Linked DNA regions of Homo sapiens: region 2 is linked to region 1. Evidence: read pairs that join two places in POLR2A ChIA-PET (ENCODE). Cell type or tissue: HepG2. All regions are shown on one strand. Each heading gives the region's core, and the rest is flanking DNA. Links, peaks and the distances in the headings are about the cores only.

Region 1 (7,860 bases), core at 983-3,482:
CTCCTAATGTCCTCCAGCCACTGGCTGCAGCCGGCATTCCCGGGCAGATTCCTGGCTTGGGGACTAATGCCCCAGAGGCTCCAGGTTACCCACGGGCTCAGGGATGGCTCCCACGGGGTGTTTCCAGTTCCCGGGAGAGTCGAGTAAGGTCCCGGAGCGCACGGCCCTGAGGCCTGGCCTGGGGGCTCGGGAGACAGGGCGGCCCCAGCCGGCCGCCCACCGGCAGCCCGGCGCTGTCACGTTCCAGCCGCCTGACTCAGGCCGCGCAGGGCGGGGAGCCGGGAGGCGGTGCCGGCGCCCGCCTCGGCCCCGGAGGCGGCACCAGGAAGCGCCCGCCCCGGCCGGAGCCGCCATGTAACCGGCGCCGCCCGGAGCCCGAGCCGCGCGGGCCCCAGCGACCCGCCCGCCATGGGGGACGAGGACGACGATGAGAGCTGCGCCGTGGAGCTGCGGATCACAGAAGGTGGGTGTGGGGCCTGACTGCGGCTGCCCGGGGCAGGCCGGGACGGGTCATGGACCGGCTGGGCTCATTCGCCCCCTGTGCCCACAGCCAACCTGACCGGGCACGAGGAGAAGGTGAGCGTGGAGAACTTCGAGCTGCTCAAGGTGCTGGGCACGGGAGGTGAGGACCCCCATCCACCGGGCAGGCGTCCCAGGCGCGGTGCCCCTGACCTCCTGCCTGCTCACTCTTGGGCCTGGGCCAGGCCACTGAGCAGGCCCCCCACCCTTTCCCGGCACAGCCTGCCTTGCCTGCCCCGCCCTGCCTCGCCAGAGTTTGCATGCCCACTTCCAGGGCACTCCACATTGACATCACTCCTCCCTCCACGGTCCTGTGCGTGCATACCCCCCTGGATTTGCCAACACCCTGGGGAGGGGGACTGGCGCCCCTCTCAAGTGATTTGCATAGCTCCTCCCTTTCTTCCAATATGGGATCCCCCTCCCACATTTTGCAAATGCCCCAGCGCTGGTTTGCGCATCCCTTCCCCAGCCAGGTGCACACCTCTGCCTCCCTTCCTTGCACTGGCATCTTTTCACATCCATCTGATCTCTCGCAGGTTTGCATATGCCCCGCCCCCATGCCTCGCAGCAGGCCCCCTGGAGATGCATGCTCCCCAGCCTGGTTTGCACATCCTTTCCCTGGTTTTGCTGGGCACCCTCCCGGGGTGTGCACACCCTTTCCTTAGAAGGCTCTGCCAGCTTTTTGCACACCTGCCTGTTGCCCCAGCTCCTTCGCCTCATTTGCACACCCTCCTGGGTTGGCATCGCCCCCACCCCCCAAGCCTGCACCAATCTCCCGCTCACAGCCCACCCTCCACCCACTCGCTGCTCCCACAGCCTACGGCAAGGTGTTCCTGGTGCGGAAGGCGGGCGGGCACGACGCGGGGAAGCTGTACGCCATGAAGGTGCTGCGCAAGGCGGCGCTGGTGCAGCGCGCCAAGACGCAAGAGCACACGCGCACCGAGCGCTCGGTGCTGGAGCTGGTGCGCCAGGCGCCCTTCCTGGTCACGCTGCACTACGCTTTCCAGACGGATGCCAAGCTGCACCTCATCCTGGGTGAGCGCACACCACATCCCAACGGGGTTGGGGTGGCTGGGGGCAGGCGAGGCCACCTGACGGGGCTGCTTCCTGACTTCCACTGCACCTCCCAGACTATGTGAGCGGCGGGGAGATGTTCACCCACCTCTACCAGCGCCAGTACTTCAAGGAGGCTGAGGTGCGCGTGTATGGGGGTGAGATCGTGCTGGCCCTGGAACACCTGCACAAGGTGGGTGAAGACCTGGCCGCAGGCTGTTGCTATGGAAACTGGGTCTGTGCCTTGGAAGGAATCTGCACGCAGGGCAGCCTCAGGCTTCCCCCTGGGCTTCCTGGGGGGCCAGTGGTGAGCTGGGTGGGAATTGGAGCTGCTTCCCCTGGACCCCTTGCAGGAAGCCTCAACGTTGCCTGGTGGGGTCCCCTCCCCTGGCACCTCCTCGAAGGGGCTTTCCTCTTTCAGGGAACTCGGGGCTGCGTTCACAGAACTTCCTCAAATGGAAACCTCACGGCCTGGCTCCTAAGGCCTCCTTGAAATGGAGCTCTTCACACAGACTTTCCTCTCTCTGGGACCTTGGGGCCTGATCCACGGGGCCCTCCTTCTTTGTTTTATATCTTAAATGGCCTTTCTTATTCAGTGGCTCTGCCCTGGAGACCCCCTCTACAGGCAGATGACTTTCTCTGGGGGGTCTCCTTATCCTGAGCAGGGCCAGGAGCTGGAGGAGCTGGGGAGGGTTTCGGGGAGGAAGCCTCAGCACCCCTCTTGCTCCTACCAGCTCGGCATCATTTACCGAGACCTGAAACTGGAGAATGTGCTGCTGGACTCCGAGGGCCACATTGTCCTCACGGACTTCGGGCTGAGCAAGGAGTTCCTGACGGAGGAGGTGAGTGGAGGCCACCTCTGCCTGCAGTGCCCCATTCAATCCTTCTCCTTCCTGCCTCTTCCTGCTCTGGGCCTGCATTCTGGGGCTGCAGAAGTGAATAGCTCCAAGAAGTTTCCACAGCTCAGCTCTCCAACCTCACAAGTTGAGCGAGTCTTACTCTGGGCCTTGTGGGGCACTGGGGCACAGGAGAGGTTTCGACATCTAAGCAGGACCTCTTGCCCTCCCAGAAAGAGCGGACCTTCTCCTTCTGTGGCACCATCGAGTACATGGCCCCCGAAATCATCCGTAGCAAGACGGGGCATGGCAAGGTAGGTTGGCAGGGAAGTGGGGCTGGGGGAGGTGGAAAGGTGGGGTGTGAGGCAGGGGAGATGCAGGCCCTCACCCCGGCTCCACCCGGCAGGCTGTGGACTGGTGGAGCCTGGGCATCTTGCTCTTCGAGCTGCTGACGGGGGCCTCGCCCTTCACCCTGGAGGGCGAGAGGAACACGCAGGCTGAGGTGTCTCGGTGAGTAGGGCTGGACGTGGAGGGCGGCCAGAGGGCTGCAGGGCCTGCCTGGGCAGGGCTGTGGGTGGGGGGCTTGCTGCCCCTGACACCCCCCCAATCCTCCCAGACGGATCCTGAAGTGCTCCCCTCCCTTCCCCCCTCGGATCGGGCCCGTGGCGCAGGACCTGCTGCAGCGGCTGCTTTGTAAGGATCCTAAGAAGCGATTGGGCGCGGGGCCCCAGGGGGCACAAGAAGTCCGGAACCATCCCTTCTTCCAGGTGAGGCTGACTCAGGGCCCCATACCTCCTGGTGCATACCCAGGTGGGGCTGCTGTTCCAGGTTGAGGTTGTGCCTGGCCAGTTTCACTTTATTTGGAAATCCCCCCAGAGAAAGAAAGCAAGTGTGTGTCAGCTAGGTTTCTCTTCACATCCATCCCCACTGAAACTTGGCAGATGTGTTCCTGAAAGAAAGGATTCTAGGTTCATTGGCTGTTGGGGCTGTCAGGGATTTGAGAATGGATTGGTCGGTCCTTTCACTGGACAGACCCAGAGAAGGCAGGTGACCTGCCCCCGACGGCACAGTAAATGGTGCCGAGTTGGGAATAGACCTTGGGTCTAGATAGATCTCCTGCTGGTCCAAATCAGTACGGAAACCCACACTTATGGCTTTTAGCACCCACCCAGGCATTTTGTTCTTTGTCCCCGTCCCTGTACAGTCTGTGTGCCTGTCATTCAGATGGACGGTTGATCAGCACACATGGGTGTTTGCTCACTTGTTAGGAGCACACACATGTTAGAGTGCAGTGCAGAGTGAATCTGGCCATGCGAGAATGCACTGACTCAGGGGCTGGGCCTGGCCAGCGTCATCGCCCAGCAGGACTTTGTAACAGTCAATACCTACTGTGTGTCGGCCCTTTGCGGACATGAACTCATTTCACCCTCACAACTACCTGATTCTTATTTTTTAGACGGAGTTTCACTTTGTCTTCTGGGCTGGAGTGCAGTGGCACGATCTCGGCTCAGTGCAACCTCCACCTCAGGGGTTCAAGCGATTTTCCTGCCTCAGCCTCCCAAGTAGCTGGGATTACAGGCACAGGCCACCACGACTGGCTAATTTTTATATTTTTAGTAGAAACGGGGTTTCACCATGTTGGCCGGGCTGGTCTTGAACTCCTGACCTCAAGTGATCCACCTGCCTCATCCTCCCAAAGTGTTGGGATTACAGGTGTGAGCCACCACGCCCTGCCACAACCACCTTGATTTTTGTCCCCATCTTTACAGATGAGGAAGCTGAGGCTCCAAACAATTAAGTACTTTGTCCAGGAAGTGATGGAGCTCAGATTCAACCCAAGGCTGAGAGGCTTGAATGCCTGTGCTTAATGGTCTTCTGCTTAAGTGTAGGCATCAGATTTGCCATCCGTCTGACATCTAAACAAAAGCACCCATTTCTGGGTACTTATTGTGGGCCAGGTACTGTGTTACTCATACTTCGAGTGCCATCTCTTTGAATCTTCCAAGCCCTGGGAGGGCCTGCCTGAGATGATTTCTTACATAGGAATCTATGTCTTTGAGGTGAAGATGTCCCTTTGCACGGGGTGGGGAAAGCATCTGAGCAGTGTTGGTTTCTTTCAGTGAATTCCGTAAGCCCACCCTTCACCTATGCTGGGTGCTGCGCTGGATACTGGAGTGGGTTGACCAGTCATACAGGAGAGGCCCCAAGGTCTTCAAGGCCTGATGTGTGGAAGGGTGTTTCCCTCCTTCTGTCTTTTCTTTTTCTTTTCTTTTTTTTTGGAGACAGAGTCTTGCTCTATTTCCCAGAGTGCAGTGGCATGATCATGGCTCACTGCAACCTCTGCTTCCCTGGTTCAAGTGATTCTCCTGCCTCAGCCTCCCGAGTAGCTGGGATTACAGGTGCGCACCATCATGGCCAGCTTATTTTTGTATTTTTAGTAGAGTCAGGGATTCACCATGTTGGCCAGGCTGGTCTCAAACTCCTGGTCTCGTGATCTGCCCGCCTTAGCCTCCCAAAGTGCTGGGATTACAGACACATGAGCCACCACGCCTGGCCTCCTTCTGCTTTTTCTTGGACAGCTTCTTTGGTGAGAGCAGTGCTCAGGTCCTTGGTGGTAGAACTGGAGCCTTCCAGCTTGAGTCAGTCATCTTGGCTACATCGACAAAAAGTCCAACTCAAAATGGTGATATCTGTTGGAATCAAGTTTGGTGCTAGCCACAGAGATCAGAATGAACAGAGTGACCTAAGAGGTTTACTTATAAGTAAACCTTTTATTATACTTACTTATAAATAAGTGGCTTACTTATTTTTCTTTTCACATAAAAGAAGTCCAGATTAGCAGACCAGGGCTGCCGCAGTGTCTTCACAGTGCCACATTGTCTTCAGGAATCCAAACTCTTCCTCTTCTTTTTTTTTTTTTAATTTTTTTTTTATTCTTAGCAAGTAGCTTCTATCCCTGGGGTTGCTTCATGGTCCAACATGGTTGCTGGAGCTCTTGCCATCTAAGCTGTCTCCCAGGTAGGGAGCAGGAGGAAGGAGAAGGGGCAAAAGGAGCACATGCCACCTAGCAACCTCCCTCTTCAGGATCTGTTCCTGGAATCCTACCTAATAATTTTTTTCTGATAAGTTTTGGTCACCCCTAACTGCAAGCAAGTTTGTAAAAATATTCTTTTAATTGTGTATATTGGTTCGTGGAATAAAACTGGGGCTATGGTACTAAGGAAGACAGGGAGAATGGATATTGAGCAGGCAATCAACAGATTCTGCCGCATTAGCTTAAACATAAATGGGCATGTTTTGGCTCTCATAAGTGAAAAGGTCGAGGGAAAGTGGTCTGACTTAAGGCAAGACCACATCCAGGTGCTGAAACTATGTCCCTTGGTTCTGCTTTTTCTGCATGGGGACTTCATCTAACCCTGAGAGGGTCCCCAGCAGTTCCAGACCACATCCTCTTAGATTTAAGTCCAGCAGGAGAAAGAGATTTGTTTTTCACGCCAACTCTTTTTTTTTTTTTTTTTTTGAGATGGGGTTTTCGCTCTTGTCGCCCAGGCTGGAGTGCAGTGGCGCTATCTTGGTTCACTGCAACCTCTGCTTCCTGGGTTCAACTGATTCTCCTGCCTCAGCCTTCTGAGTAGCTGGGATTACAGGTGTGCACCACCACGCCCAGCTAATTTTTTTTTTTTTTTTTTGTATTTTTAGTAGAGATGGGGTTTCACCATGTTAACCAGGCTGGTCTTGAACTCCTGACCTCAGGTGATCCAGCTGCCTTGGCCTCCCAAAATCCTGGGATCACAGGCATGAGCCACCACGCCCGACCTTTTCACACCAATTCTATTAAAAGTTCCAGAACTGACTAAGTGTGGTGTCATGGTGGTTCTCTAAGGGGAATAGGGATTGTGTTACCAGAGGGAGAGAGAAGCCAGGGAGGCAGGAGGAACAGCTGCCCACCCCAAATGCCAGATGGGCCCTTGCCTCATGGAGGAACTGCCCAGTGAGGGTGGGCTGAGTGGAGGGAGTTTCTCGTTCCTGGCCTTTGACACCTGACCTCTGATTCCCTTCCCTCAGGGCCTCGATTGGGTGGCTCTGGCTGCCAGGAAGATTCCAGCCCCATTCCGGCCCCAAATCCGCTCAGAGCTGGATGTGGGCAACTTTGCGGAGGAATTCACTCGGCTGGAGCCTGTCTACTCACCCCCTGGCAGCCCCCCACCTGGGGACCCCCGAATCTTTCAGGTGAGGGGAAACTCATGGAACCCAGATGCAGGAGAGATGAGATGTTGCTGTCTGCCTCAGCCCTGGCTGGCCCGAGGACACTGCCTAGGCCTTGTGTCCTGATTGGGACTCAGCGTCTCCCCTAGACGTCGCCACTTCAGTGGGACCTAGGGTTGTCAGTCACAGAGACCACCCAGGCAGGATGTGTGTTTGATAGTTCATGGTTTATCTTTAAACCTTCTGTTAATTTCCCTTCTATTCCATCATCTCTTTATTGTTATGTAAAAATATTGTTTGAAATTATTCACTTGCGGCTGGGTGTGGTGGCTCACACCTGTAATCCCAGCACTTTGGGAGGCTGAGGCAGGTGGATCACTTGAGGTCAGGAGTTCGAGACCAGCCTGGCCAACATGGGGAAACCCCGTCTCTACTAAAAATACAAAAATTAGCTGGATGTGGTGGTATGCGCCTGTAATCCCAGCTACTCGGGAGGCTGAGGTGAGAGAATCCCTTGAACCTGGGAGGCGGAGGTTGCGGTGAGCAGAGATCACACCATTGCATTCCAGGTTGGGCGACTGAGTGAAACTCCGTCTCAAAAAAAAAAAAAAAGAGATCTTCACTTTCTCACGTGGACACCTAGGAGGAGATGCATGTTGATATTGTGGCTTTGCATGCCCTTGGCATAGCATGGTACACTCCTGGAGGGTCAGGTCCCCTCCACCGAATTTTTTTTTTTTTTTTTTTTGAGACGGAGTCTCACTCTGTCTCCAGGCTGGAGTGCAGTGGCTAGATCTTGGCTCACTGAAATCTCTGCCTCACGGGTTCAAGCAATTCTCCTGCCTTAGCCTCCTGAGTAGTTGGGACTACAGGCGTGCGCCACCACACCCAGCTAATTTTTGTATTTTCAGTAGAGATGGGGTTTCACCATGTTGGCCTGGATGGTCTCAATCTCTTGACCTTGTGGTCCGCCCACCTCGGCCTCCCAAAGTGCTGGGATTAGAGGCATGAGCCACCATGCCAAGCCCCCTCTACTGAATTTTAGAAGCTTACACCTTTTGGACAAGTCCAAACTCCCTTTGCTTGGGCATTGAGGCCCTTCATGATGTGGTCCTTGCTTAGAACCTTAGCCTCAGTTCTCATCATTTTCCTACTTGATGCTCTGGAGGGCATGATCGAACTGCTCAGAGGTTCCAGAATATACCTCTGTGCCTTTGCACTTGCTGCTCCTGCTACCTGGAGTACA
Region 2 (6,030 bases), core at 80-2,579, 150 kb before region 1:
GACCCCACAAACACCCACTGAAACTCATCTACTCACCTCAGCATCAGGCCAGGTCCTGGGCCCCGGGCAGATGCTGAAGCGGATGAAGACCAGTAAGTCTCAGTGCCTGTTTCCCAGGGAGCTGTCAGGGAGGAAGCTAAGACCCACAGATCCTCATAGACAGTGTGTGTGTGGGTGCCCCTGAGAAGTCTGGGGCTCAGGTGGGAGAGGCCCAAGCCTGGGAGCTCTGGGAAGGCTTCCTGGAGGGGGCACCATTAGGGACTGCAGGACCTGGGGGTGGGTGAGGAAGGAAGCTTTGCAGGGTGGCCCCTCTGTGCCCTGTTCACTCTTCCTCCCTTCCTCCATTGGCAACCAACATGCTCCAGGCAAAATGCTCCATGCAATGTGCTTCGCGCACATCTCAAAAACTTCCCAGAAGTCCACAGGTTGCTCTTTCTACCTGTAGGCCCCACCTCTCTGCCCCCTTTCTCTGCAAAACATCGTAGTTGTCTGAACGCTTGCTCCGCAGAATCCCACTTCTTGCTTCCAAGCTTTCTCTGGGTGCTGTTCGACTCCCTCTCACTCCTTGGCCATGGCTATTCTATATATTTTGACACCATCCACACGTGAGAAGTGCACCTGCTGAGGTGGCCACGTCTCCAGGCTATCTGTTCCCTGGCCATGTCCCACCCGCTTCTTACTTGACCACTTACTTGCAGCATAGACACCACCCCGACCACTCCTCCAGAATATCTTCCTCCTGAAGCCTCCTGTACACTTGCTTGGGGGGTGGCCTCTCCCCAAGCCACTCTGCCAGGCTCTGTGATGTTCCCTCCTCCTCTCCATGGCCTCTCGGTGTTGGTGAGCCCCAGGCTCTGCCCCAGGCTCTGCTCTGGGCCTCTGCTCTCTCCTCTCCTTCTCTCAGTCATCTCCAGTCTTGTGGATTTCAATACCATCTCCACACTCTCTCCCAGCTGATCATCTCCAGCTCAGATGTCTCTCTCCTAAGCTTTATTTATTTATATATTTATTTATTTTTATTTTTTGAGACACAGTCTTGCTCTGTTGTCCAGACTGGAGGGCAGTAGTGTTATCCCGGCTAACTGCAGCCTGGACCTCCCAGGGTCATGTGATCCTTAAGCCTCAGCTCCCCAAGTAGCTGGGACGATAGGCGTGTACTATACCTGGCTAATTTTTTTTTTTTTTTTGACATGGAGTCTTGCTCTGTTGCCCAAGCTAGAGTGCAGTGGTGCAATCTCGGCTCACTGCAACCTCTTCCTCCTGGGTTCAAGCAATTCTCCTGGGATTACAGGTGTGGGCCTGGCTAATTTTTGTATTTTTTTAGTAGAGATGGAGTTTCACCATATTGGTCAGGCTGGTCTCGAACTCCTGACCTCAGGTGATCCACCTGCCTCAGCCTCCCAAAGTGCTGGGGTTATAGGAGTGTATTTTTTTAGTAGAGATGGAGTTTCACCATATTGGTCAGGCTGGTCTCGAACTCCTGACCTCAGGTGATCCACCCGCCTCAGCCTCCCAAATTGCTGGGGTAATAGGAGTGTATTTTTTTAGTAGAGATGGAGTTTCACCATATTGGTCAGGCTGGTCTCGAACTCCTGACCTCAGGTGATCCACCCGCCTCAGCCTCCCAAAGTGCTGGGGTTATAGGAGCGAGCCACTGCGCCTGGCCTAATTTTTTTTTTTTTTTTTTTGAGATGGAGTCTTGCTCTTGTTGCCCAGGCTGGAGTGCAATGACGTGATCTCAGGTCATCACAACCTCCGCCTCCTGGGTTCAAGCAGTTCTCCTGCCTCAGCCTCCCGAGTAGCTGGGATTACAGGCGTTGAGCCACCATGCCCAGCTAATTTTGTATTTTTAGTAGAGATGGACGGGGTTTCTCCATGTTGGTCAGACTGGTCTCGAACTCCTGACCTCAGGTGATTTGCCCACTTTGGCCTCCCAAAGTGCTGGGATTACAGGCGTGAGCCACGGCGTCGGGCCAGCTGTGCCTTTTTATTCTAGTGTTTTCTTCTCTATGACATATTTCCACTTCTTTGTTTTGCCATTTCACACATTATCTATTGACTTTGTAAGAAGGTTTCACTGTCTTACATTCTCTTCCCTGCCCACACAATACACACATTTCCTTGCCTCTTTCTAAGTGAGTAGTGTCTGTAGTCTTTGGTTAAAACAATGTGATATGGCTGTAAATAGTAACACATATAAATAGTGTTCCTAGTTAAGCCACAGAGTAACTATGATTATTTTTTCCCTTTTTGCTCAAATGGTTTTGAAGTTCATAATTGCCTTTTTTTTTTTTTTTTTTGAGATGAGTTTTGCTCTTGTTGCCCAGGCTGGAGTACAATGGCACAATCTCAGCTCACTGCAACCTCCACCTCGCGGATTCAAGCGATCTCCTGCTTCAGCCTCCCAAGTAGCTGGGACTGCAGGCACGCGCCACCATGCCCAGCTAACTGTATTTATTTATCTATTTTTGTTGTTGAGATGGAGTCTCGCTCTTGTTGCCCAGGCTAGAGTGCAATGGTGTGATCTTGGCTCACTGCAACCTCCGCCTCCCGGATTCAAGCGATTCTCCTGCCTCAGCCTCCCTAGTAGCTGGGATTACAGGCGCCCACCACCACGCCTGGCTAATTTTTTGTATTTTTAGTAGAGATGGGGTTTCACCATGTTGGTCAGGCTGGTCTCAAACTCCTGCCCTCAGGCGATCCACCTGCCTCAACCTCCCAATATGCTGGGATTACAGGCGTGAGCCACCATGCCTGGCCTACACTTTTCTTTCTTATTTTTCGGTTCTTTTTCTTTCTGTGTCCTACTCTCCGGAGACCTCTTCAACTTATCTTCTAAAATATCTATTGAATTTTTAATTTCTGTAACTATATTTTTAAGTTCCAAGAGCTCTTGTTTTTTGAGTGTTCTTTTATAGGGTTTTTTTTTTTTTGAGAGGGAGTTTCATTCTTGTTGCCCAGGCTGGAGTGCAATGGCGTGATCTCGGCCCACTGCAACCTCTGCCTCCTGGGTTCACGCGATTCTCCTGCCTCAGCCTCCCACATAGCTGGGATTACAGATGCCCACCGCCACCATGCCCAGCTAATTTCTTCTTGTATTTTGAGTAGAGATGGGATTTCACCATGTTGGCCAAGCTGGTCTCGAACTCCTGACCTCAGGTGATCCACCTGCCTTGGCCTCCCAAAGTGCTGGGATTACAGGCATGAGCCACCACGCCCGGCTCAGCTTATTTTTAACAAATGTGTATGGTTGTGCAACCATCACCACAATCCAGTTTTAGAACATTTCCACTGCCCCAGACAAGCACTGATTGCACGATGCCCATTTGCAGTCATTCCTCCTCCCACACCCCGACCACCACTGATCTGCTTTCCATGTGGCTTTAATTTACATTTCCCTGATGACTAATAAAGTTGAGTCCCTTTTCATAAGGCTATTAGCCATCTGGATATCCTGCTTTGTGAGGTTTCTGTTCAAACATTTTGACAATTGTCATATTGAGTCGTTTGTCTTTTTCTTATTGATTTGTAGGAGTTCTTTATATATTCTGGATATGAGCACTTTGCCAGATAAATACATTGTGAATATATTTTCCCCCTCTGTGCTTTGCCTTTTAATTGTCTGAATGGTTTCTTTTCATAAACAGCAGCTCTTTATTTTAATAGAACCAAATTTATATTTTTATCTTTCTTTTTTTATTTTTAGAGATGGGGTCTCGCTCTGTCACCCAGACTAGAGTGCAGTGGTGCGATCATAGCTCACTGCAACCTTGAACTCCTGGGCTCAAGCAATCTTCCTGCCTTAGCTTCCTGAGTGGCTGGGGCTACAGGCATGTGCCACAAGCCTGGCTAATTCTTTAAAAATTGTTTAGAGATGGAGTTTTGCTACGTTGCCCAGATTGGGTCTCAAGTTATCCTCCCGCTTCGGCTTCCTGAGAAGTTGGGATTTTTTTTTTTTTTTTAGACGGAGTCTCACTCTGTCACACTCAGGCTGGAGTGCAGTGGTACGATCTCGGCTTACTGCAACCTCCGCCTCCCGGGTTCAAGAGATTCCCCTGCCTCAGCCTCCTGAGTAGCTGGGATTATAGGCATCTGCCACCACACCCAACTAATTTTTGTATTTTTAGTAAAGACAGGATTTCACTATGTTGGTCAGGCTGGTCTCACACTCCTGACCTCAAATGATCCGCCCGCCTCGGCCTCCCAAAGTGCTAGGATTACACGCGTGAGCCACTGCGCCCAGTTACATTCCTTTAAAAAAAGAATATTCTGGTCTTGATTTATGAGTGCAGTGCTTTAGCTCTGTAAGGATTTTTTTTTTTTTTTTTGAGATGGAGTCTTCTTCTGTCACCCAGGCTGGAGTGCAATGGCAAGATCTCGGCTCACTGCAACCTCTGCCCCCCTGGTTCAAGCCATTCTCCTGCCTCAGCCTTCCGAGCAGCTGGGATTACAGGCATGCACCACCACGCCTGGCCTAATTATTTTTGTATTTTTAGTAGAGACGGGGTTTCACCACATTGGCCAGGCTGGTCTCAAACTCCTGACCTCGTGATCTGCCCGCTTCAGCCTCCCAAAGTGCTGGGATTACAGGCGTGAGCCACCGGGCCCAGCCTCTATAAGGATTTTTTCGCCGGGCGCGGTGGCTCACGCCTGTAATCCCAGCACTTTGGGAGGCCAAGGAGGGCGGACCATGAGGTCAGGAGATCGAGACCATCCTGGCTAACACGGTGAAACCCTGTCTCTACTAAAAATACAAAAAATTAGCCGGGCGTGGTGGTGGGCGCCTGTAGTCCCAGCTACTTGGGAGGCTGAGGCAAGAGAATGGCGTGAACCTGGGAGGCGGAGCTTGCAGTGAGCCGAGATCACGCCACTGCACTCCAGCCTGGGTGACAGAGCGAGACTCCATCTCAAAAAAAAAAAAAAAAAAAAAAGGCGGGTGCCACCATGCCCAGCTAATTTTTGTACTCTACAAGGATTTTGATTCACGTTTGAAGTTCTCTTCTGCGCCCTACCTGGCCTTTATTTCCTCCAAGCTGTTTTATTCTTGTTGTCTTGGTCTCTATGGTTCACTCTTGAAGCTTTCCTTAAATGTGGGTAGTCCATGCCTGTCCATTCATATTTAAAAGTGAAGCTCTAAGAAACCAATTGGAGACCCTGAGTGTGTGAGTAGGGCTTGGCATCTTGGTGGCCCCCTGGAGGCGATGGGGCCGGGCTGCCACTCTTTGTCGGGCATTTCTCTGGTGGCTCAGCCTCTCAGTGGCAACCCCACTGATCTTTCAACTGGAGATAGAAGGCTTCCTGCCAATGTCTTGGGTGACAAGTGGGAAAGGGTGTGGGTGTGTCACTCATCTGAATGCCAGCTTTCTTTAAATTTGTGTTTTTGCCGGGCACGGTGGCTCACGCCTGTAATCCCAGCACTTTGGGAGGCCAAGGCAGGTGGATCACCTGAGGTCAGGAATTTGAGACCAGCCTGATCAACATGGAGAAAGCCTGTATCTACTAAAAATACAAAAGTAGCTGGGCGTGGTGGTGCATGCCTGTAATCCCAGCTACTCAGGAGGCTGAGGCAGGAGAATCGCTTGAACCCGGGAGGCGGAGGTTGCGGTGAGCCAAGATCGTGCCATTGTACTCCAGCCTGGGCAACAAGAGCAAAACTCCATCTTAAAAAAAAAAAATTGTCTGTTTTCACCCTAGTGCAACCCCCACCCCGTCCAGCTGTGTCTGGGGTACCAAATGCAGGGGTGCATCTGGCTCAGCATCTCCAGAGAGTGAGTCCCAGCTTCTGCCAGGTGTCTCCTTGCCATCACTTGGCTGCATGGAGCTGGGGAGGGACCTGCTTTTTTTCTTGGACTTTATCCAGAGTCCTCTCTTCAGCTCACCCTCGCATCTCATCCAGAGGATCCCCATCAGAGCCTGCCAGGGGTCCGCCATGCAAACTGGATGCCTCTGTTGAGATCTCTGTTCTTTTTGCTGATTGCTTTCCGCCTATTTTCAAGTCTCATTGGTGGATTTACCAGACAGGAGAGGGAC

Evidence for each region. ChIA-PET counts read pairs that join two places held together with the same protein. Peaks named below come from ENCODE experiments on the same cell type or tissue, not always from the same donor. Only the 100,000 strongest peaks of a DNase experiment are listed, where the experiment ranks them.
Region 2: POLR2A ChIA-PET joins it to region 1 with 5 read pairs; 5 of 35 experiments call an interaction of 5 or more read pairs at or near these places.

What each region holds. Positions count from the first base shown.
Region 1 is chr11:64,358,828-64,366,687 of GRCh38, forward strand. It overlaps RPS6KA4 (ribosomal protein S6 kinase A4), which reads left to right and starts at 335. Exons shown (of 17, transcript NM_003942.3): 1 at 335-463; 2 at 551-622; 3 at 1,336-1,554; 4 at 1,650-1,765; 5 at 2,307-2,414; 6 at 2,642-2,722; 7 at 2,815-2,918; 8 at 3,025-3,175; 9 at 6,474-6,638. The coding sequence starts at 409. RefSeq lists a silencer at 121-610 and enhancers at 360-887, 1,621-1,730. In HepG2, for the core only: no CTCF peak of the experiment used is centred there; no DNase peak of the experiment used is centred there; H3K4me3 peaks cover 259 bases.
Region 2 is chr11:64,211,887-64,217,916 of GRCh38, forward strand. All of the region lies in intron 6 of FERMT3 (FERM domain containing kindlin 3), which reads left to right. Among named protein-coding and RNA genes, the nearest start is that of FERMT3, 8.2 kb to the left of the region's middle. In HepG2, for the core only: no CTCF peak of the experiment used is centred there; no DNase peak of the experiment used is centred there.